Linked DNA regions of Mus musculus: regions 1 and 3 are each linked to region 2. The links are chromatin loops, found by intact Hi-C in ENCODE. Cell type or tissue: gastrocnemius. All regions are shown on one strand. Region 1 holds the start of Ndor1 (NADPH dependent diflavin oxidoreductase 1). Region 2 holds the start of Man1b1 (mannosidase, alpha, class 1B, member 1). Region 3 holds the start of Ssna1 (SS nuclear autoantigen 1).

The links. A loop is a pair of places that touch in the nucleus more often than their neighbours do. Peaks named below come from ENCODE experiments on the same cell type or tissue, not always from the same donor. Only the 100,000 strongest peaks of a DNase experiment are listed, where the experiment ranks them.
Region 1: it touches region 2 in a loop (4-fold over the local background); 6 of 42 quality-filtered maps call a loop at or near these places.
Region 3: it touches region 2 in a loop (2.9-fold over the local background); 23 of 42 quality-filtered maps call a loop at or near these places.

What each region holds. Positions count from the first base shown.
Region 1 is chr2:25,254,101-25,262,100 of GRCm38, reverse strand. Ndor1 (NADPH dependent diflavin oxidoreductase 1) reads left to right here and starts at 6,687. Exons shown (of 14, transcript NM_001082476.2): 1 at 6,687-6,884; 2 at 7,160-7,237. The coding sequence starts at 6,750. Tmem203 (transmembrane protein 203) reads right to left here and starts at 6,662. Exons shown (of 1, transcript NM_177344.3): 1 at 5,749-6,662. The coding sequence starts at 6,431. The coding sequence ends at 6,021. In gastrocnemius, CTCF peaks have their summits at 3,025 (motif pointing left) and 5,155 (motif pointing right); DNase peaks (open chromatin) are centred at 5,152, 6,053 and 6,654; H3K4me3 peaks cover 2,343 bases; H3K27ac peaks cover 2,058 bases.
Region 2 is chr2:25,328,401-25,336,400 of GRCm38, reverse strand. Man1b1 (mannosidase, alpha, class 1B, member 1) reads right to left here and starts at 3,658. Exons shown (of 13, transcript NM_001029983.2): 1 at 3,425-3,658; 2 at 2,858-2,966; 3 at 1,909-2,024. The coding sequence starts at 3,541. It overlaps AA543186 (expressed sequence AA543186), which reads left to right and starts at 3,830. Exons shown (of 2, transcript NR_027448.1): 1 at 3,830-4,253; 2 at 7,680-8,000. In gastrocnemius, CTCF peaks have their summits at 3,920 and 7,714 (motif pointing right); DNase peaks (open chromatin) are centred at 3,728 and 7,739; H3K4me3 peaks cover 2,314 bases; H3K27ac peaks cover 1,502 bases.
Region 3 is chr2:25,268,073-25,276,072 of GRCm38, reverse strand. It overlaps Tprn (taperin), which reads right to left. Exons shown (of 4, transcript NM_175286.4): 2 at 7,028-7,241; 3 at 6,834-6,940; 4 at 6,187-6,717. The coding sequence ends at 6,655. It overlaps Ssna1 (SS nuclear autoantigen 1), which reads left to right and starts at 3,655. Exons shown (of 3, transcript NM_023464.2): 1 at 3,655-3,775; 2 at 3,945-4,144; 3 at 4,492-5,034. The coding sequence starts at 3,724. The coding sequence ends at 4,599. Anapc2 (anaphase promoting complex subunit 2) reads right to left here and starts at 3,607. Exons shown (of 13, transcript NM_175300.4): 1 at 3,396-3,607; 2 at 2,536-3,158; 3 at 2,141-2,273; 4 at 1,233-1,407. The coding sequence starts at 3,557. In gastrocnemius, a CTCF peak has its summit at 3,738; DNase peaks (open chromatin) are centred at 3,644 and 7,861; H3K4me3 peaks cover 2,985 bases; H3K27ac peaks cover 2,818 bases.

The sequences.
Region 1 (8,000 bases), 74 kb after region 2:
CCAGATCTACTATGTGTGTAAATATCTGGTGCACAGCTTGCCACCCATGGTCCTGCCAAGTATCCATTGTGTGTAGGAGGCATCAAGGAAGCAGCCTTGTTTCTGCGCACACACAGGTTACACATAAAAACTGAGCCTCAGCCGGGCGTGGTGGCGCACGCCTTTAATCCCAGCACTCTGGAGGCAGAGGCAGGCGGATTTCTGAGTTCGAGGCCAGCCTGGTCTACAAAGTGAGTTCCAGGACAGCCAGGGCTATACAGAGAAACCCTGTCTCGGAAAAACAACAACAACAACAACAACAACTGAGCCTCACACATTTAGGCAGTCTGTCATGCAGAAAAGTACAAAAACAAGGGTAAAGGTCCCACTAACTCCTGTTGAAACACCAACTTCCAAGAATGGACAGGGGGTTAGTGACTCTGAAGGGCCATAATCTCATGACAGATAAGTCTTGAAAAGTTTCTTTGGGTATCGCTGCATAGTATGCAATATATACCCCTCCCCAGCATACACAGTAGGGCAACTGCTTGGAGGCATTAGGAAGGTGGGGGCTACAGACTGGTGATGTGTTTTTCCTTTGTCTGCCTTATAGACCACAGCCAGCTGAGGCCTGGCATTGCTGCCCCTGGTGCCACTTGCCTTCCAGGGGACTCTGCTTCATGGAATGTGGGTCTCTGCAAATACAAGTTCAGCCTAGGGATAGGTACCTTTAGGCTTCTGGGTTGCATGGCAGCCTACAGCTGGCATCATCTTAGCTAGATCTTTAACTTACTCACTGGCACACTCCATATAAACTGGCAATTATAAACTGAATTTCAGCTTTCCAGAAGTCTTTCCCAAGTCATTTATTTACCCTTGGTAGTACCAGAGATTAGACCCAGAGCCTTCTGAAAGCACTCTACTACTGAGCTATAGCCTCAGCCCTCAAATCACCTTTTCAAAGGGAACTTCTAGGACGCATGGCTTTTTTTTTTTTTTATATTTGTTTTATTTTTTATTAGATATTTTCTTTATATACATTTCAAATGCTATCCCAAAAGTTCCCTATACTCTTTCCCTGAGCTGTTCCCCTACACACCCACTTCTTGGCCCTGGTGTTCCCCTATACTGGAGCATATAAAGTTTGCAAGACCAAGGGGCCTCTCTTCCCAATGATGGCAGTCTTCTGCTACATATGCAGCTAGAGACATGAGCTCTGGGGGTACTGGTTAGTTTATATTGTTGTTCCACCTATAGGGTTGCAGACCCCTTCAGCTCCTTGGGTATTTTACCTAGCTCCTCCATTGGGGGCCCTGTGTTCCATTCTATAGGTGACTGTGAGCATCCACTTTTGTATTTGCCAGGCACTGGCATAGCCTCACACGAGACAGCTATATCAGGGTCCCTTCAGCAAAATCTTGCTGGCATATGCAATAGTGTCTGGGTTTGGTGGCTAATTATGGGATGGATCCCCGGGTGGGGTAGTCTCTGGATGGTCCATCCTTTTGTCTTAGCTCCAAACTTTGTCTCTGTAATTCCTTCCTTGGGTATTTTGTTTCCTATTCTAAGGAGGAATGGAGTATCCACACTTTGGTCTTTCTTCTTCTTGATCTTCTTGTGTTTTGCAAATTGTATCTTGGGTATTCTAAGTTTCTGGGCTAATATCCACTTATTGGTGAGTGCATATCTAGTGACTTCTTTTGTGATTGGGTTACCTCACTAAGGATGATATCCTCCAGATCCATCCATTTGCCCAAGAATTTCATAAATTCATTGTTTTTAATAGCTGAGTAGTACTCCATTGTACACATTTTTTTTTAATCCATTTCTCTGTTGAGGGACATCTGGGTTCTTTCCAGCTTCTGGCTATTATAAATAGGGCTGCTATGAAAATAGTGGAGCATGTGTCCTTATTACCAGTCGGAACATCTTCTGTGTATATGCCCAGGAGAGGTATTGCTGGATCCTCCGGTAATATTATATCCAATTTTTCTGATGAACCACCAGGACTCATGGCTTTTTTTTTTTTTAAAGATTTATTATTTATTTATTACATGTAAGTTCACTGTAGCTGTCTTCAGACACACCAGAAGAGGGCATCAGAACTCATTACGGGTGGTTGTGAGCCACCATTTGGTTGCTGGGATTTGAACTCCAGACCTTTGGAAGAGCAGTCGGGTGCTCTTACCCACTGAGCCATCTCACCAGCCCACTCATGGCTTTTATACTCAGAATTCCAAATTACCAAAATAAAACAGGAACACACAAAACAAAATCTAAGAAATGTTACAAGGAAAACACTCCAAAGTTCAGCTTGTATCTTGCTTTGAGAAAAAAAAAATCCGCCCAATCCTGGATTGGAGACAATTTTTTCTAGCTGGGGGCAAATGAGACAAGTCAGCCCTTGACTCATTCCCTCAGCGTCAGTCAGCATGTGACATGACTGAGGAGGTGTGAGCTGCTCTACTCGAGCACAGACCAGCATACCTGTTCTGCAAAGGACCACACTAAGTTATTAACTTAGTGATTCTAAGCAAGGACAGTTCTGTCACAGGGAAACATGGCAATGTCAGGATGAACTTCTGGTTATTGCAAATGAAGGTTTCTACAAACATCCAGTATGGAAGGACCAGGCACACTACAAACCTTCTTACATCCTCAGGACAGTCTCTTCTTCATCCAAAATAAATGGCCCAGGGACTGGTAAGGTGTTAAGAACACCTGCTGCAGCTGGGCGGTGGTGGCACACGCCTTTAATCCCAGCACTTCGGAGGCAGAGGCAGGCGGATTTCCGAGTTCAAGGCCAGCCTGGTCTACAGACCAAGACAGCCAGGTCTACACAGAGAAACCCTGTCTCCAGAAACCAAACCAAACCAACAAACAACCTCCCCCCCCAAAAAACAAAACAAAACAAAACAAAACAAAACAAAACAAAACAAAAAACACCCACCTGCTGCCCTGTAGAGAGAGAGAGGACCTGAATTTGGATCCTAGCACCTGGATGGCTGTAATTTGTTCCTGGGGTTCTAATGCCCTCTTCTGGCCTCCATGGACATTGCATGTGTGCTGCATATCCACACAGAATTTTTTGTTTTGTTTTGTTTTGTTTTGTCTTGTTTTGTTTTGTTAAAGAAAGACCTAGTCAGCTGCCGGGGGCACATACCTTTAATCCGAGCACTCAGGAGGCAGAGGCAGAGACAGGCAGATCTCTGTGAGTTCAAGGCCAGCCTGGTCTACAAAGGAGTTCCAGGACAGGCAGGGCTATTTTTACACAGAGAAACCCTGTCTCAAAAAACAAAACCGAAGAATGATCCCAGTCAAATGGCTAAGCACAGTGAGGAACCCTGTATTCTGCAGGTCACATTTGATCTGCCAACTGATGTTCCTTTAGACTTTCTCCTGTCTCCCTGTCCCCCTCTCTCCCTCCTGCTTTCTCTCTTTCAGGCTGGGTCTCACAGGTCAGGCTGGCTTCCAGCTATGAAGCCAGTTGTCACATGCTCTACAAAATACAGCCCATTGTCTTTAGCTGGGGTGGGTAGTAGTGCAATCTCCTACAACAAGAAACAGTAGTGCAATCTCCTACAACAAGAAACAGGGATTTAGCTGGGGTGGGTAGTAGTGCAATCTCCTACAACAAGAAACAGGGATTTGTCAGGCGTGGTGGCGCACGCCTTTAATCCCAGCACTCGGGAGGCAGAGGCAGGCGGATTTCTGAGTTCGAGGCCAGCCTGGTCTACAAAGTGAGTTCAAGGACAGCCAGGGCTATACAAAAAACAAACAGGGATTTTCCAAAAATATTCTAACACCCAAAGTGTTCTAGCCATGGTGCAATAATGACCCCAGCCCTATGATCCCCTGTCCACATGGCAAAGGGCATCTTAGCATTCACCTGATGCAAACATTGAGATGCTTATATATATATTGTTAATTTCCAGCTTTCTCTTTTATAGCCACTCCAGGAAACAGTGTGACATCCTGTTTTAAATCCTTTAAAAATGTAAAATTTAGAACTTATGAGATGGCCCTGCGAGTAGGCACTTGCAAGCAGGCCAGGCTACCTGAGTTTGCTCTCTGATATCACAAGGCTGACAAATAATTTGCATAAGTGGTATGGTACACATACACCTGCATTCACACATACATACACACAAATAATTTTTAAATGTAAAAACTATAATAATGTAGTTCAGTTAGTAGGACACTTGCCTAAGCCAGATGTGGTGGTGTATGCCTTTAATCCTAACTCTTGGGAGGCAAAGGCCAGCCTCTATGAATTAGAGGCCTGTTCTACAGAGTGAGTTTCTAGTCCGGTCAAGGTTACAGTGAGTTCCTGTTTCAGCAGCAGCAATAGTAATTGTTGTCTAATATGTATGTTGCCCTGGATTTGATTTCCAAAATCATATAAAACAGGAAGTAAAAAGGTCATCACTGATTACAGAGTGAGTTTGAGGCAAGTCTTTGCTGCATAACACCCTAATTTTTAAAAATTTATTTATTATATGTAAGTACACTGTAGCTGTCTTCAGACACTCCAGAAGAGGGAGTCAGATCTTGTTATGGATGGTTGTGAGCCACCATGTGGTTGCTGGGATTTGAACTCGGGACCTTTGGAAGAGCAGTCAGGTGCTCTTACCCACTGAGCCATCTCACCAGCCCCCAACACCCTAATTTTTAAAAACGGGAAATCTGTCCTTAAACGACCATTTTTCATCTCAATTCTTCGGCACTGTCATCAGGGCTCACCGATGGCTACACACTAAGAAGTCAGGGCTCTGGTGTCACATGCTCTACAAAATACAGCCCATTGTCTTTAGCTGGGGTGGGTAGTAGTGCAAGTTACTCATCTCCTACAACAAGAAACAGGGATTTGCCGAAAACAGTCTAACACCCAAAGTGTTCTAGCCATGGTGCACTAATGACCACATGGCAAAGGGCGTCTTAGCATTCACCTGATGCAAACATTGGGATGCTTAAATATATATTGTTAATTTCAGGAAACATTTTTTTCCATCAGCAAATGGTCTCATTTGGCACACAACTGACATAAACTCAAAGACCGACCGTAAGCTAATAAATTTCAGCTGTAAATGTATCCACCGCCATGAGCATGTGAGCACCCGTTCCTAATGTCTATGCTTCCTTTTCTAGGTCTGTCTGTCTCAAGTGTATTAATGACGCCTGCCACAAGGTGGTGGGAAAGTCCGTGAAACTGCAATCGGGGGCTGGTGTGATGGCTCAGTGGTTAAGAGCACCGACTGCTCTTCTGAAGGTCCTGAGTTCAAATCCCAGCAACCGCATGGTGGCTCACATCCATCCGTAACAAAATCTGATGCCCTCTTCTGGAGTGTCTGAAGACAGCTACAGTGTACTTACATATAATAAATAAATAAATCTTTAAAAAAAAAAAAAAAAAAAAAAAAAAAAAAAAAAAAAAAAAAAAAAAAAAACTGCAATCGGTTGAGCCAGGAAATCAAGCAATGCCTTGAGACCAGAATTTTTTCTCAGATGGCAGATACCCACACAGGGCCCTATTCATGCCCTTTCTCAACAGTCTGCTTTCTCTTTGTCTTTGTGAGGTGGAATGAACAAAAGGCTAGTCTTTGGCAGAAAAGAGGAAAAGGGATGCCAGCCCTCTTTATCAATCGTATAAGTCTGCCCTGGACAGATGAAGGGACATGCTCTGAGGTCAGTGCTGCTGAGTGAACAAGCTGATTTATAAAGGGGGCACATCACCATGGGAAATACTCAGAGCCCAGCAGGATATTTTACTTATATGCAGTCTCCAAATGCTGGAAAAGTTCAGTATTGACTGGCAATTCAGAGCATGAATAACTGGAAATAAGTTTTAATAAACAAGACTTCACTTTTAAGCTTTGCTCGAGGAAACGATCTTATATATAAAGAAAACTGGACAGTAAACTGGGCACAAGCAAACACTGATTTCTGACCAAAGCTCCACCAGTGTGGCACCAAGTTGGGTCAGGACCGGGAGGTCCAGAACTCCAGCTGCGCAGTGCTCCATTTCCAGCCACTGCAAGAGGCTAGTTGACGCGACAAGCCCGGATCATGAGCAGCTGCAGGAGAATGAAGACCGGAGACGTGATCAGGCCGAACCAGAGCTCTCGAGTCTGCTCCACTAGCTTCTGGCACAGCAACATCTCAAAGACAAACTTGAGGCTAAGGACGGTGAGAACCCAGAAGAGGCGCAGCACAGCCAGTCGCTTCTCCCCATCTTGGAAGAGTCGAACGGAAACGATGGTGGTGAAGTAGGTACTGAGCCCGTCGGCGGCGAAAAAGGGCACAAAGACGTTCCACCAGGAGAGGCCCGGAGTCAAGCCATCCACTCGCAGTGCCAACAGTACGGAGAACACCAACAGGGCCAGCAGGTGCACGAATATCTCAAAGGTGGCGAAGCCCAGCCACTGCACCAGCTCCCGCAGCGAGAATAACATCGCGCCTGCTTAACACCGGCCACCGGTGCCCCGCACCGGGCTGTGACGTCTCCGACCGCAGACCTGGCGACCGCCTGCTGCCGCCGCTGCACACGGGAGGCAGCAAGCAGCCCAACCTGGCCTGGACGCCGGCCCTGGGGCTCTGCGACCCTGAGGACCCCAACCCCGGACCCGGAACCGGAGGCTAGCAGAAGCCCGTGGTGTCCAGATGCTATCCCCGCCCCTCCCCCCGCTGGCGCAGTTGAAACGCGTCATTTCCTGTTGACAGCGGAAGGGGGAAGTTGGTGAGGTGTGCGGTTCTGGCCGGCGTGTGCAGTAATGCAGGTTCCACAGCTCCTGGTGCTTTTCGGCAGCCAGACTGGTACAGCCCAGGACGAGGCGGAGAGGCTGGGCCGTGAGGCCCGGCGCCGGCGGCTAGGTTGCCGCGTGCAGGCTTTGGACTCTTACTCCGTGGTGAGGCTCGGGCGCTACGGCGGAGACCCTCCACCGGACTTCGCGCCCTCGGATGGAGGACGTTTGAGTGAGGCCCTTTGGGCCCAAGCGGATTCAGGGGAAAGGGAGGCACTAGGTTGAGGCCTGAGAAAGTAAAGCCTGGTAGCCAGTGGGAATAAGTGTCCAAACACTTTTACTCTGTTCCCCTAGGTGAAGGTGGTGGTGGGATGCGGTGCAGGGAGGGCACTGATCAAGGCTGCCAGAGACCTTACATCTACTTGTGTCTTGTCCTCGAGGCGAATCTCATTAGGGAGCCCCTGGTGATATTTGTTTGTGCGACCACAGGCCAAGGAGACCCTCCTGACAACATGAAGGTAAGGTTGGCCTAATGTGTACCCTCATCCTGTTTTCATTGCTGTATAAGAGTCCCAGCGTGCACAGAAATAGCTTCCCTTCAACGCGTGTTGAGTATGAGAGGTGCCTTTGAGAGAGATTCTTTTTGTAGATCCGAGGAGAGAAATAGCTCTTAAAACCACACCTGGTGCTAGGGAAAGTGCCAGATGTTCAGAGAGTAAAGGGGGTCCTGAAATCGTACACAACTCTTGGGAAGGAAGGAGCACACCTTTAATTCTAGCTCTTGGGAGGCAGGAGCAGATGGAGCTGGCCAGGGCTACATAGAACCTGTCTCTAAAATAAATTAATAAAAGGAGGGGCAGATGGTGGTGAGAAGCAACCTGTGTAAAGGGCAGAAAGTTGAGGATTCCCCAGCCATGAACTGTGCTGACAGAAAAGGGGTAGGAAGAAAGGTTCATTCAAAAATCCTGGATAGCTACAGTGAAATGTCCTATTAAGATGAAAGCTATAGGGACTATGGAATTGACACAGTGATGCTGTCAGTGTAGCAAGACCACCACCTATCTGAACATGGCAAGAATAATGCTAGGCAATAAATATATCCCCGTAAGCAGGAGGTGCACACGTGCCTTGAGCTGGGTGGTGGCCCAAGGCTGAATAAATCAGGCATATTCCAGAGAGCCCAAAAGGTAGACTCAGCAGGGTGTGTAATCAGAGGGATATAAAAGATGAGGGCAGAATCACAGCACAAGAACCCAAAGTAAAGCCGGGGGAGGTTGTGCA
Region 2 (8,000 bases):
GAGCTGCCTGCAGACTGTTCAGTAGCTCCAGGTTTCCAGCTCTGTGAGCCCACACTGGGTAGGCACACAGCTGTCTTTGAGTCACTTCTCACACATATTCCTGTAAGTAACTCCAATGAAAGTCACTGGTTCACCAAGCTGGACTTTGGTGATATCCATACTTTGGTCTGTCATGGGCTTCCTATCTTGGGGTGAGTAAACATGTGTTATGCCTCTCCAGAAAAAGTTTTATCACACAAGACCCCTGAATTCTTTCTGTTAGGATAGTTCATGAGCTAGAGGCAAAAGAACACAAGGAAACAGGAAGCAGCATCCATCCCCATGGGGAAACCAGCATGTGCACAGGCCCTGTCTAGAGGCAAGTCTGCCAGCCAAGCTAAGAACAGCTCCACAGGGATGGCACACTCACTGTCCTTTTGCAAATTCTCCCCTCTCCCCATTATGGCCTGACCAAGACACTTGCCTGTCTACTTTCTTGTACTTTCTAGTGAGCATCTAGCAACTTAGAAACAAGCTTTTTGAAGAAGAAAAAGTACAACACTCCCTGATTAGAATGAAGGCACTCCTAAATTCACCAGGGCTGACATCCCATGTTTGGATCCCAGGCCAACTTTCATCCATTGTTGACCTGGAACCAGTACTGAGGAGACATTTTTCTAGAGTGGCAATCTGCAGAGGTTTCCTGTTTGTATGATACCCTATAGTCTTCAGGGATATGAAAACTCTACCTCTGCCCAAGACTACCCATAGAAGAAGTTGAAGACTTGCAACATCTGCTAGGTGTAGCCTTGGCTATGTGAAAAAAAAAAAAAACCACAAACACAAAAACAAACAAACAAACAAACAAACAAAACCCAAATAGCCAAAGGCTTTAGAGATGTAGAACTCAACTGCAGTGGACAACTACCCCAACTCTCAAGAAATCCGAGTCTGGCCCTATCACAAGTCAGCTCTCAGCAACTGGCTCTTTTATTGCCAGACCCCTGAATTTATTGCCTCTGACCTACCTCTGGGCTCCACTCCATCTGCCCCATTTCCACAACCCTAAGCTTCTCAGACTGAGTACTCCAGGATGAGGCCTGCCTGTCCCAACCCCTTCTAGACAAACTACACTACCTCTCTACCCAGGATTCCCCAGAAATGCCTCCTCTATCAGGTGATTCTAATACCACCCACCCATAATGGCCCCACGCTGCCTGTTAGGTACAACACAGCATCAGATGGAGCTGCTCAGTGTTCCTTGACTCTTACTCATTTCTCAAAGGCGCCTCTGTATGGGGACCCTCACTCTTTTCCACACCGTAACTTCCCTGGGCGGCATCTTGCTCCACTGTGCAGTACCTCTGCCTGGGCAGTCTCCTCTCCCTCCTCAGCTCTTCCTGAGCACACTGTCCCTCAGGCACCACAAGAACCACAATTGGACAGATCCCAGTTTCGACACCCCAGCCTAGCTCCAGCAGGTCACTTTACAAAGGTCTATCTCCTTCAACCTTGCCCTGCCCACCCAGACAGAGACAGAGGCTTCTTAAATGGAGGCAGGGGTGGTTCCGCCTCTCAACACTGATCTGTACTCTGACACATGCCAACCAACTAACTGTCTCATCTATTTACGGCTGGCCTCTCACCTGCCCTTCCTATCGGCTTCTGTGGTTCCTCCAAAGAGGAAAGTCTCTTTCCTCATCAGTGGGCAGCCAACACATGCCTGACACAGGAGCTTAATCATGTCATGGTGGCGTTCAAAGGGAATGAAGCAAATGTCTGCCTCTTTCTTGCCCAACTTCATACAGTCAGCCTCACCTGAGCCAGTGTGAGGCTGGCTGTGACAGGGAAGAGAGGGTAGCATTTACCAACCTAGAGTGCTCCAAAACAGACCCCAGTGACAACCCACAGAGCCCTTACTGGAAATACCTGAGAGAGTATGTCTGCAAACCCTTCTTGTTCAGCACTTTCCTTCTGAGGCGCTGGTAAGACAGGCAGGACTTCTTGCTTCATCTTCTCTACTTCTGCAGGTCTGCCACTCAGAGCTGTGGAAGCAAACCTTTTCACCTTAAGGCCCATTACAGGCTCCAGAACAGATGTCTAAACAGGTGCTATTTGTTTCAGGTAGTGAAACCTCCAAGAAGCACTGAACTCAAGAAGGCCCAGAGGAATCAAATCTGCTGTTAGTGTCATTGTATCTTGGAGAGAGTTTGTCTGTGGAGCCCTGGCTTTGTAAACCAGGCTGACCTCAAACTCAGAGTCACCTGCTTCTCCCTCCCAAGTGCTGGGATTAAAAGCGCCACCACCTCCCAGCTTGAGCAGGGTTTTATGTAGCCCAAGCTAGCCTCAACTCCTGATCCTCCTACCTCTATTTCCCAAGTGTGAAGACCACAGTCTTTTCCAGGCTGAATTCTTTTTCAAGCATTTGGCAGAGTGTGTCCTTAAACACAACATACAACAACCCCCTCAGCCCCGCAACATATCAATTTAATAGTGCCCAAACAGGCAGCTTGACTTGAGCAATCTGAAGCAATGTTTGGGTTTCCAACCTTAAAGCAGCCCAGAAGGAATCCTAGGATCCTCTCAGGATATCCACTGGTCCCAGGCAAACACACTGTACCACGTGGTAGGGACATGTGATTAGTGCTGATCTGCTGCTATAGACTGATGGGGAGGGGAGGGACAGCACTGTTGGCCCAAAGACCTACAGGGTCACCTGTACACCAGTTGGTCATACTGGGCTCCACATTTTCCCCTCTGCTGTATTTATTGCCAATCTGTCACCACATGCCTTGTGGTACTGTTTTATCTGGATTGCAATACTGTATCTGACCTCAGCCTGCATCTCCTCTGCTCGAGCACCACTGGTATTTCATACCTTTCCACTGGTCAGCCGTATGAAGAGAGTACAGGAATCCACAGAGAATCAGAAAGCCCAAGACGAAGAGAATCACATTCCGCTGTAGCCTCGAAAGCTGCTTCCATTTCTAAGAAAGAGCCGGGAAAATGACACTTGTCACAGATTCGGTTAAAAGAGCAATTCAGAGAGACCCTTATGTAAGGCTTGTCCTTACTTGAGGGCAGGTAAGTTCCCTCTCAGCAAAGTTTACATTGACAGAACAGTGCTAGAGGTGACAGAGCACACCATCCCATACATGGCACAAGATCTGTACACCATGTGTCCAGCTGCACGTGCACTGGAGAAAAACTCCTGAAATCCCCATGACTTGGCTCAGGCATCGTCGGACCATACGGGCTGTGCTCATTGCCCCCTCAGCTCAGGATCCCCAGGGCACCTGACATTAGGCAGGGGAAGCAACCACACCGAAACCCAAGCTGCGAGAACCAGACGCAGCACAGAAACTTCTGGACGCTGGAAGAGACACGAACGCTCCAGCTAGGTACTTCCCTCGGTAAGGCTTCCCCAGCCCGGACCCCGCCTCACCCTCCAGCATGAGCGCCGCCGCCGGCTCTTGCTGTTGTCGTAGCTCTCGCCCAGGCTCAGCGTCACCGAGATGAAGTCCCGGTGAGGCGCCGGCGGCGGCGCCGGCGGTGGGTACATAACTGCGAAGCCGGCCCAAAAGACCTCGCTTGCTGGAGGCGTCAGGAAGCCCAAGACTGAGAAAGACCGCGGGCTGCCATAACGAAGGCATCCACACCCCGCCCATCGCCCTAAACACCAGTGCGCACGCGCCGCGTCTTATCGGTCGTTGCGCAAGCTCAGAACCCTAGTCTAAGCACCGCGCCTGCGTACACCCTTGTGCTGGTATTTCCTGGCGGGTCACTGGCGTCACGATACCCGCCCCTGTGCCGTTGACGTTATTTCATCGCGTCCTTACGTCGCTGAATCGCGCGCATCCGCTCCATTGCAGGCGTCCTGCAGACTCCCTGTTGGGGGCGGACTGACTACGGTTTGGAGAAGTGTTCTTTGTTGCAGTTACGTCTGGCTTGAGTTGTGGACTATCACCCTTGCCGGAGTCCTGCGCTCGATCTCGGGGAGCGGGCATCACCCTGGCGCGCCTGGAGGTGAAACGCAAAACTCCTGACCGGAGGAAGGGACGGCCCTGCTGAGGCTGAGTCCTGGGGTGGCTCTGCGCCCTGAGGCCGCGGCCTGGCCTTTCTAGTCGCTCCGGCCTGGGAGCGACCCTTTCTGCGACCATTCCGCTCCTAGCCCTACCTACGTACTCGGCAACGGGTTTAAAACGACCTCACTTTTCCGTGCGCGTGGTTCCCTCGAGGAAAACATGCAAAACGACAAAACTGCCCACTGTCCGGTGGGTGAAACTGCTGCTTCCCAACTTACTTGTGGTATTTCTGAGCATTTGGAGAGTTCCCTACGTTGCGATCATTTAGTTTGAATCTCCTACAGAAGACCTACCTGATCCCGCGCCCCTTCCCTACATTTTTTTTTTTTTTTTTTTGTGGGGTTGGGGGAGGTTCGAGACAGGGTTTCTCTGTATAGCCCTGGCTGTCCTGGAACTCACTCTGTAGACCAGGCTGGCCTCAAACTCAGAAATCCGCCTGCCTCTGCCTCCCGAGTGCTGGGGTTAAAGGCGTTCGCCACCACACCCGGCCCCTTCCCTACTTTTAAGTCCTCACAGATCGCTATTACAATAGTGCTCTCAAATGTAGGTTTTCGGAACCATGGCAGATGGTGCAATGACTTTGAGGTCTGCATATCTTCCAAAATGAAGGCGGAGTTCTTGTTGGCTATTCACGCCAACTCAAGCCAGGTCTACACATTCCCACGTTCTGCTACTGCTTATGACCATGAGGTGGCAGTTGGCATACCAAAGGGCTAGTTAGAGCTCTACGTTAAAAAAAAAAATAAACCTTTGAGGGAAGAAATAGGAAGAGTTTGTTAGACCAAAACAAAATCTGGAGCTGAAAATCTTCCAATTCAAGCCAGGCAAGAATGATAAGCCACTGTGGGACAAATCCTTGTCCAAGTTCAGAATCTAGCGACATTGAAGGTCTTGAAGGGGTTGAAAGAGGAAAACCAAGTCAGCCACAGAGAGCAATGATGAAGTAACCTTGCCCTTCTCATAATTAAAGCAAAGCAACACCTGTCTGTGCCCATATACAGACTCTTAACACTGCAGAGGTAAGGAAGTTACATAGTTCCAAGCCAGCCTGGGCCCCAGAGTGAGTGAAGTCTTGTCTAACAGTACTCAAACAATGGGAAGCTATACCTTTAAGCACACAGAAATTCATTATAGGCCATATATAAGACCTAAAAGAAGTCGAAATAAATTTGGAAAGATTTTGGTCACATAACATATTTTTAGCCATATTTGGACTAGAAAAGTGAGAAATCAATAAATATTTGAAAAGCGTAAACACCACTCTAAATAAGAGGGTTTTGGGTTTTTTTTAAATCACAAACTAAATTAGAAAATAATGTTGAATCAAATGAAAAGGGGGGCTGGAAAGGTGGCTCATTGGTTTGAAGGAGTGTACTATTGTAGAGGACAAGGGTTCCCACATCAGGCACCTTACAACCACCTGTAACTCTAGACCAAGGGTGCCTCTGTGAGCATCTTTATGCAAATGTACATACACACATAAAATTAAAAGTAATATATTTTTGAAAAATTTGAAACTTTGGTTATAAACTTTTACAATAAAAGTGATGGAGGGGGGCTGGTGAGATGGCTCAGTGGGTAAGAGCACCCGACTGCTCTTCCGAAGGTCCGGAGTTCAAATCCCAGCAACCACATGGTGGCTCACAACCATCCGTAACAAGATCTGACTCCCTCTTCTGGAGTGTCTGAAGACAGCTACAGTGTACTTACATATAATAAATAAATAAATCTTAAAAAAAAAAAAAAAAAGTGATGGAGGGGGCTGGAGAGATGGCTCAGTGGTTAAGAGCACTCACTGCTCTTCCAGAGATGCTGAGTTCAATTCCCAGCAACCACATGGTGGCTCACAACCATCTGTAATGGGATCTGATGCTCTCTTCTAGTGTGTCTGAAGGCAGCTACAGTATACTCATATACATAAAATAAATAAACAATTATTTAAAAAAAAAGTGATGGAAAGCCTTAACTGTTTCCACATTAGCAGACTGGAGGAAGAGCTAGCTGTAGCCCCACCTGTGCTTTCAATACTCAGGGGGCTGACACTGGAGGATTTCAAGTTCAAAGTTAGAACTGAATGAGACCCTGTTGGGGAGGATGGAGAAGAAAGGAGGAAAAGAGGGAGAAAGGGGGAGGGAAGAGAGAAATAGATTGTAAGAGACATAAGTCTTTTATATGTCAGATCTTATATGTGGCCTATGATGAACACTTGTGCATTTGAAGGTATAGCTTCCTGTTGTTTGGGTACTGTGTGATAGTTTCAGTTAGGCCAAATGGTTGCCAGCACTGAACAGCAAGATAGAAGACAGTGTACTCATAAATCAAGAGGCTTAGGTAAAATAGAAAAACTCTTAAGTTACAAGGTGGTAAAACCAACTCAAGAAGTGGGAAATGGAGAAATACCTATAAAGAAATTTACTTTAAATCTGTGGCACACCCTACAATCCCAACACACTGGAGGTTAAGGCAGAGGGATTTCACGGTCAGAATTGGTGGTTGAGTTGGGAGAATTTTTGTGAGCTTGAGGATAATCTAAGCTACACAGTGAGTTTAAGGCCAGTTTGAAATGTGTAGTAAAGCACCGTCTCAAACAAAACCACCCACCCACCAACAAAAGGGTCCGAACCGGCCGGGCGTGGTGGCGCACGCCTCTAATCCCAGCACTTGGGAGGCAGAGGCAGGCGGATTTCTGAGTTCGAGGCCAGCCTGGTCTACACAGTGGGTTCCAGGACAGCCAGGGCTACTCAGAGAAACCCTCTCTCGAGAAAACCAAAAAAAAAAAAAAACAAAAACCAAAAAAAAAAAAAAAAAAAAAAGGTCTGAACCGTATATGTCTCCCTTCTCATAAGGCCACACCAGCATTCTTCCAGCTACTTGAGCCTATGAACTTTGGAGTTATTCTTGGGCCCTCATCTTTCTTTTAGGACAGGGCTCCTCTGTCCCTGGCTGTCCTGGAACTACAGAGCAGGCCAGCCTCAAACTCAGGGAAATCTACCTGCCTTTGCCTCTTGAGTGCTGGGATTAAAAAAGTGTGGAGTTTTATCTAAACAACAAAAGTAATTATATTGAGTCATGGTCCTTAACACTTATTTAGACTGGATTTAACATTAGAGAATTCATCTTGTGTAAAACCCTAGGACTATAAAGAACAGGTGAGGTCTTTAAACCTCAATCCTTAGTCAGGATAAATGAATTCATATTTGTAGGAACTACATGTAATTACTCTGAATGGGTAAGATATGTATTCTCTTTATAAATGTAAAAAGTAGAGTAAAACCTTTGCTCAGACCTCAATCTCTCTCTCTTTCTCTCTGTCTGCCTGTCTGTCTGTCTGTCTGTCTGTCTCCACTCAGCTCTGTAATGACAGAAGATATGTGCTGTCATGCCTGGGTTTTCATATAGGTCTGTGTTATGGAGTTCCCGACCCCTGAAAAAAGCTTAGAGACTGAATCCAATTGTAATTAAAAGATTGATTGATTATGGCTGGCTGAACAACAATCTCTTGAGCCAAACCTAAAACTAACATGAGAAGGTGGATGAAGAAAGGATCGTTTTTATTATTTTATTTTTATTTTATTTTTTTGAAATTTTTATTTTATGTGTATCGGTGTTTTGCAGGCATGTATGCATACCTTTTGTATGAAGTATCCATGAAGGCCAGAAGAGGGCACTGTTGCCACTGGGACCAGAGTGACCAATTGTTAGTCATGTAGTGTTCGTACTGGGATTCGAGCCTGGAAGAGCAGCCAGTGTTAATCACGCAGCCATCTCTTCAGCCCCCAAGGGAAGGACTTTTAAGCCTGAAAAACTGCAGGAAACCCTCGAGTGTCTGCATAAGCAACTCAAGAGCTGTTTTGCTCTGCCGCATAAGCAAGTTACAGCAGCAAACAAGTAGTTGGTCATAACATAACACGTAGCTGGTCACTGCCGTAGGTGTGT
Region 3 (8,000 bases), 60 kb after region 2:
GGATCATTAGTGCAACATTAATGTGTGAGGTGTAGTAACACTTAAAGCTCCAACAGCTGCCCTGACTCACACCAGTCATCCCTCCCATGGTTTACAGTTGTAGATAGCTCAACTGTCTCAAGCTGTACTAGTTCTTGGGAAAATAGAAATAAACAGTGTTGTCAAATGACAACAATTGCAATTAATCAAAAATGCCTTCAAATCTTTTTCCCCCCTTCTAGTTTTTTGAGACCACTGAGTGTCTCTGTGTAGCTCTGGCTATTCTGGAACTCGAACCGTAGACCAGGCCAGCCTTAAACTCACAGATACCCATCCACCTGCCTCTGCCTCCCGTGTGCTGGGATTAAACGTGTGTGCCCCAACACCTGGCCGCAAACCTTTTTTTTTTTAATTATTTATTTATTATATATAAGTACACTGTAGCTGTCCTCAGACATTCCAGAAGAGGGAGTCAGATCTCGTCATGGATGGTTGTGAGCCACCATGTGGTAGCTGGGATCTGAACTCTGAACCTTCGGAAGAGCAGTCGGCGCTCCCAACCACTGAGCCATCTCACCAGCCCCCAAACCTTAATTTTTAAGATTTAAAATGTTTCTATATGTATTTGCTTACAGGGACTGTTTGCCTGCCCATATGTATAGGTTCCATGTGCATGCTTAGTACCAGTGGAGGGCAGAAGATAGTGTTTGATCCCCTGGAAATGGAGTTACAGATGGCTGTGAGCTGCTACATAAGTGCTCAAAACAACCCGAGTACTCTGTAAGAGCAACAAGCCATCTTAGCTGATGAGCCATCTCTCCAGCTCTACCCTACATTCTTCTATATATTGACACTTGATTATAATAACCACACATGACATGGGGCCAGTCCTAAGTAGGAACCAAGATGAAAGAAACAAGAGTGGATACCTAGGGGCTGGTGACATGGCTCAGCAGTAAGAGCACTGAGCGCTCTTCCAGGAGTCATGAGTTCAAATCCCAGCAACCACATGGTGGTTCACAACCATCCATAACTAGAAACAAATAATGCCTATGGGCCAGAGCAAGTGGGACCAGAGCTAGAGGGAGAAGAAGGGGGAGGTGGATACTTAGAAGCACCTGCTCAATGCTGACCTAGACTCTGAGCCATGTCAGAGGGAGTCTACCATGCTCACCACCCTGCCAACAGCAGAAGGGAAAGCAAAGGCAATCACTGGGAAAGGTAGCTCCTGAAAATTAAGAGGCAGGACCAACCTCGGATGATGCTGAAAAGCTCCTCGATGCGTAGGGTGGCATAGATACGGTAGAAGAATCTCTGTACGTGGCAGCGCCAACGACGCAGTGTGTTCCCAGCTTCTGGAGAAGTTGGTCTGGTGGGGTTGTCCTGAAGGAACACTTTGCCAAGCCAACCAACCACTCTCTCTATCCACTGTGAAAGATCATTAGTGTGTGAGGTGTAATAACATTTAAAAGCTCCCTTCTGACTCAGTAACCACACACCTTTGGCAGGACCCTAGAGGTGCCCCAACCTGTGTGTAGAGGCCAGAAGTATCAAGTCTACACTCTACTGCCCAGGAGTTTCCAAGTTTACGACTCTAGGCCAAGACTGCTGGGACACCCACTTTAATCACTCCCCATCATGGCTAATATGCATCCACAGCAGATAGACTCTTGAAGAATGGGAAGTACGGAGTGAAGCAGAAACAAGGTCTATGGCTTCATGGGGCTGAACCTAGCTTCTTCACAATACAAACCATACCTCAACAGTATGGGCAACCAGAAGCATTCACTGGGACACCCTAGCTCCATGCTAGAGTGTACACTGGTTACAGGTTAATCCTGAAGGGAACTGTAGGCAATGGAAACTTGTAGGCAGTGGAAAGAAAAGGGTCTCGTAGGCCTGTCTTGCCACACCTACCTGAGGAAACTCGTTGTAGCTACCTCTGGTCCAGGATTTAAAATTTTTATTTTAAATGCACGACCTATTTAGTACATACGAGATTTGTTCTTGTCATCAGGATCCAGGACTGGCTTCTATAGACAGCACCAGGATAACCTCAACCATCACCACTCCTGGTCAACTTGCCTACTGTTTGGTATCAGGTCTACCACAACTCCACTTTTGCCTTTAACAAGAAACAGACCAGAGAGGTGATTCTCACCTTGTGAAACTCACGCAAAAAAGAGCGCTCATACTCTCCTCGGCAGCGGTCTTCCATCCTTTCCCGGGTCACCTGATGCAGGGTGGTTGTCACGGCCTCAGCACAAACCCGCTCCAGCAGACTGAGCCTATGCCTAGAAAAGATCCCCGCTCATGGAGAACCCACAACACACATCTGTCCCTTACCTAGGAGGGCTCTCCCCATAAAGATACTGCACACACACCCTATGCCTATGTCCAGGACAGTATAAACGTGATGAACAATAATCCCTGGTTACAAGTATGGGCAAAAAAGACATCGCCAGTTAGTCTATAAGCTCTATTGAGAGGTCTTTTGAATTCAGGACTAATGAAGCTTGCAGAGAAACCGCAGCATGGTTAGGAAGCAGTACTCACAGGACCTGGCTCAGCTGGTTGAACTGCTCCAGTGCCTGCCGGCACCAGCACTGCTGCTTGTCACTGCCACATCCTGCGCACAGAGGACTCTGCAAAAGTCGGTAGTACCTGCGGCGGGCATACCGGCTATCTAGCTCACCCTCTAGTTCCGGGTCTGTGCCCCCTTCTCCTTTTCTCTTGCTCTGCATATAGACTCTCAAGAAACGACCATAGAGGCGCTGGACCATCTCCTGGAATGTCCTAGGGGTGGAAAAAAACAGGACTCCCCGCAACATAGTGTGAACTTTCTCCCGAAGCCCCTGAGCTCCAGCGCCCATCAGCAAGCCCAGACGAGTCCATTTCTCTAGGAGTTCTAGGCTATGCAGATAGGGATCCAAGCGGCTTTCCAGCAGACCGAACGCATCCAGGAGCAGCCCAAGGCACTGGGGCTCATCGACAGAGTTTTCTCGCAGAGCGATGGCATTCCAGAACTCCGTGGCAATATTGCCTTGAAGGTCGTTCTGCAGCACTTCCACGAACCACTCCTCCAGGACAGAGTGCAGACCGTGTCCCCTCAGAACCTCCACCGCTGCACGAAGCTCTTCCTCCTTTGGTGGGACTGCACCGCTGGTCCGGGAAGACGCCTGGAGCACGGAAAACCGTGAGCAGAGGGGCGGAATAGGGGTAAAGGGAGAGGAGGGGCATGGAAAAACCCAGCAACCGAAGAGCTGCCAGGGAACCAAACAAATCAGGTAGCTGAGGAAGGAGGCAAGCCCACTACAGGCAGGCCACGGAGCTGTGAGGCCCCAAGGGTGGACCCCCTAAAGTATGCAAAGTCGCGGGAAATCTGCACAGGCCCGACAACCTTTCCCCGGCCTCACCAGCCCCAGCGCGGCCGGCGGCACCAGACCGGTGCTCACAGTATTCCAGGCAACCAAGAGCTCCTGTCCAGGCCTAGAGTCGCAGTCATCGGAGGCAATAATTGTCGCCGCCGCCGCCGCCGCCGCCGCCGCCGCCGCCACCGCCACACCCTCGGCCTCCATCACTGTCCACAAAACAGACCCGCCCAGTAGAGCGCACGGTGATGACGCAAGCGCGGACCTGTGGCGCAGCCGTGACGTTCACCAGCCCGCGCGCTTTGTGGGCAGTGCGCAGGTGCGGACTTAGCTGTGCAGGCGGCGGTTGAGGCTTCCGGACGCGGTGCAGACCATGACCCAACAGGGCGCGGCGCTGCAGAACTACAACAACGAGTTGGTCAAGTGTGAGCGTCGGGCACTGAAGGCCGCGGGCCGGGGCCGGCCGACCCACTCGGGAGGCTGCGTGGACATGCCTCACGAGCCCCGCTCTGCGGCCTGCCCCTCTGTCATTGCTGGTTGGGGTCGGAAGCTCACGAGTCCCCACCCACAGCTCTGTCTTCCCACCCACCCTAGGCATCGAGGAGTTGTGTCAGAAGCGAGAGGAGCTGTGCCGGCAGATCCAGCAAGAGGAGGACGAAAAGCAGCGGCTACAGAATGAGGTGAGGCAGCTCACGGAGAAGTTGGCCCGCGTCAACGAGAACCTGGCGCGCAAGATCGCCTCTCGCAACGAGTTTGACCGGACCATCGCAGAAACCGAGGCCGCCTACCTCAAGGTGGGGCTCTCAGATGTCTGTTGTGAGTGCCTTACTACCATCTGAGGCTAGGTAGGGCCCATTGTGGTTCAGAGGCTGTAGGTGGAACAGTGGGCTGTCTGTGGGTTCCAAAAGTGAGCATTGGTGTATTGGACAGAGTACACGGTGTGGGCCTGAATTAACCCAGCCTGGCTTTGCAGGGTGGAAGAGCTCTGGGACAGGTGCAGAAGGGAGGATGGTTTTACTCCATAACCAGTTGGCTACAGCACAGATGACCAAATTGAGATTTCCATCCTCCATTATTAGAGCCTGAGGCAATGGGACCTTCCTACCAGAGAAATAACATCCTTTTATTTCTCTGGCCCCAGATCCTGGAGAGCTCTCAGACTCTGCTTAGTGTACTCAAAAGAGAAGCTGGGAACCTGACTAAAGCCACAGCTTCAGACCAGAAGAGTAGTGGAGGCAAGGACAGCTGACGAGTGCCTGTTTCAGCCGTGGCCTATGGCTGCTTAGTCCTCAACATGTCTGTCCTAAAGCATCTTTGTTCTTCGTGGCCTCAGATGTCTTTTATCTCTGGTGCCCAGAGGGGCAATTTCTGACCTCCACCTGCCTAGACAAGAAAAGCCCTAGGACAGTCCAATGGAAGAGGTGTTCCCAGCTCCGTACTCACATGTGCTGTGGGGACCCTGAGCAGCTCCATGAGGGGCCTCTCTCTGAAGCTCCTGAATCCCTTTGGGCTACCAGGAATGTCCTGGTCCTGGTCTGAGTACTGTGGGAGCCCCTCACTTTGTCTCCCCAGCCACTAGGGCCCCAGGCCAGACATGTTGAAGAAAGAATCTTGACTCCAGAACCAAAACCTTAGGGCCCATCCCCATGGCCTCTGGTGTTTCAATAAAGGTTGTTTTGCAAGATCTGTGTCTGCTAGCTACCATATATCCTGTTGGTAAGAAGACCTGCAGTTTTTCCCTTTCTTATCTTCAAAACACAAAATGCTGAAAGTACTCACCTCACACAGGTCAGCCCTAGCCCTTAACTCTCTTTGCAAAGGTGCTGGTGTTTTCCCCAAGTCCAGAACACAAACCACTTTTCTGTGAGGGGCTTTGCTCTACGATGGTGCTCAATACAGAACCTGGCTCAGAGATAGAGACAGGGACAGTAAGTTCTGTTTGGTCCAATCTGCTGCTGCTGCTGTTAGGACCCATCTTCCAACCACATGTGTTGCTTACTTACTATTTCCATGTGCCCTATGACCCAGCCCTTTGTCACAGCTTCTGGGGAAAGTTTGGAAGTATTTGGTGACCAAAAAGATCCAGAAAACAGCTGTGGTAGTTTACACCTGTCATCCTTCGTTGAGGAAGAAGGATCGCCTTAAAATCAAGGCCATTCATGTCTGCATAGTAAACTGTAAACCAGACTGGGACATAGTATGAAACCCTTTCTTAAACAACAAAAAAAGTACCTATAAAGCTGGGCTTTTACTCTCTGAGAGAAACCTACTTCAACATTCTCCTTAGCTCTAGTCAAGCAGTGACAGGAAAAGAAGACACATTCGGTGCCTGCAGATGGCCTACACTGGCTGCCAAGGCCTCTGCGAACAGTTTCCAAGCAGGCAGCTCTGCATTCCCCTAGCCTTTTGGGAATCTCTGTTGCTATAGCCTTGTTACAGGCTTATACATCGGGAGGTATCCAAATCAAACATGAGAAAAGATCTCCAAAGTTCCATTTAGCCCCATTCCTGTGTGATACACGACTAGCTACTTTACTAGGCTCCTAGCCCTGTGCTGAATCCTGTCAATTATAACACTAACCTTCCTCCCTTCTGGCATCTAGACCCCTGAGTCATGGGAGTTGCAGAGCCCAGAGGTTAGGTCCACTTCCCACAGTACTAGCTCTGGGAGAGAGAGTAGTAGACTTGCAGTGGGAAGAGAACAAAAGCCAGAGCCAGACCAGCAAGCTCAAAGTGTGACAGTACCAGGCTGGGGCCCTTTTGCTTTTTTTGCACACAGGTGCCAAGTTAGGACCTTGTTCTCAGACTGAGAGCTGTGTAAAGAAGGCAAAAGCAGCCTTGTTACAGTGCTGTTTATTGAATCCAATATCAGGGGAGAAAAAAAAGAAAAAACACCCTGCCATCTTTCATGAAAAGTAGCTGAGTTCGCTGAGGGCAGGAGCTTGGATTTCGGCAAAGAACAAATAACTAGGGTAGCCTCTCACTCCTCGCAGTGGCCACTCCTCAAAAGGTAGGAGCTGAAATTTCCGACAGCACTCTGGGACAAGATCTGCTCAGGCCTCCACCTCATCACAGATGAGACAGTATGGACAGATGTCAGCCTGTCCCACAGGCAGTTCCCACCTGTTCATCCTTGGTGTGAGATTCAGATCTGGCCCTAAAGGCAAAAGGAGGTAACAGAGAGAGAAGGCAGGGAGAGCCAGGTAGAGGGGCACAGAATACAGTCAGGGCTCCTGGGTATTGACTGGCTTCCAGGACCACCACACCTGGGGCTAAGTCTTGGCCATCCTGACAGTTGCAGGGGTCAGAAATAGAGGGCTGGCTCGCTGCGGAAGTCCGAGAGGTCGTTCTGACTGGCAGGTGTGAGCTGAGAGAAAGAATAGAATATACCACTAAGGCTTATCCAGGCTTCAACCATTCCCCAAGCCAGTCAGCCTCCTTTGGTGATCTGGGTGTTCACCCAGCACCCTCCACCTGGCTTACCATGACCTCCTTCGGTGGGAGCTCCACATCAGTTGGAGTCTGCACCAGTGTCTGTTCCTGCCACTTGCTGAAGGCCATGGAATGCTTTGGAGTGTAGCTGGACAGACCTGTGAACGGAAGACAACAGGCATGGATACCTGCAAGTGTGGTCCACATCCCACTCCCAGGCTGCCCAGTCCAACGGCTGCGATTACCTGAGCTGCTCTCAGGTCCCACACTGCTTACAAATGTGGCCCGGGGCAAGAAAACTGTGAAGGGTTTCTCTGAGTCAGGCCCCACTTCCTCCTCTTCACCATCTTCCTCTCCTTCCTCCTCCTCCTCCTCCTCCGCCTCTTCCTGTGCCAGAGAGCTCTCAGAAGGGTACTCAAATGTTGTATGCAGGCTCTTGTCATTGAAGGAGATCTTCATCTAGGAGTAAGAGCCATGTCAGCAGGGGCCCTACCACCCAGTTAGGCAGAGGTGCTAAACAGGGAGAGAAGACTTCTACCAAGAGTTATAGGATCCACCTATCCCACCCTATACCTGTAGCTGCTCTTAAAGCTAATTTCATGTTCTGGGAAGAATCCTAGCACCAACCATCACTGTCAGAGGCCCGCTTAAGAGGCTAACACCCATCAGTTGGGCTGTTGGTGCTAAGTACCACCTATTTTTTGGGCTACTGGGGAGTCCCACTTTTTATTCAGAGTCTAGGGTAATAGCATCAGTGATTCTCAACTCCTACCCTACTGTGTGCCTCACTCACTGGCTCTGGAATTTCATAATCAAATTCTCCCTTTTCTCCTAGTGGCCTGGTTTTAAGGGCCAGAAAGCTGTGGGCAACCCTCTGTCATGATCTTCCTGTCTGCTACCTGGGCTGGGAGCTCCACCTCCACAATCAATGACTGCTGAGGTTCGCTGGTCCTCTCAGCTGAGCTCAGCCTAGTGGGTTGGTAATGAACATGAGCACTTGCCTGCAGCAGATGGGGCAGTCTTGCTGGGCTCGAAATATTAAACTCCTAGGCACAGGACACCAACAGCCAGCTCAGGTTCCCCCTCTTCTCCTGGAAGGAGCCAGAGGCCCAACAGGATGGAAGACTAGCCTGGCAGGAGGGTTGAGCCTGTCCTGAGGCAGCAAATGACCCTGGCACATGCCACAGAATGGACCAAGGACCCACAAAAGCAGGAAGC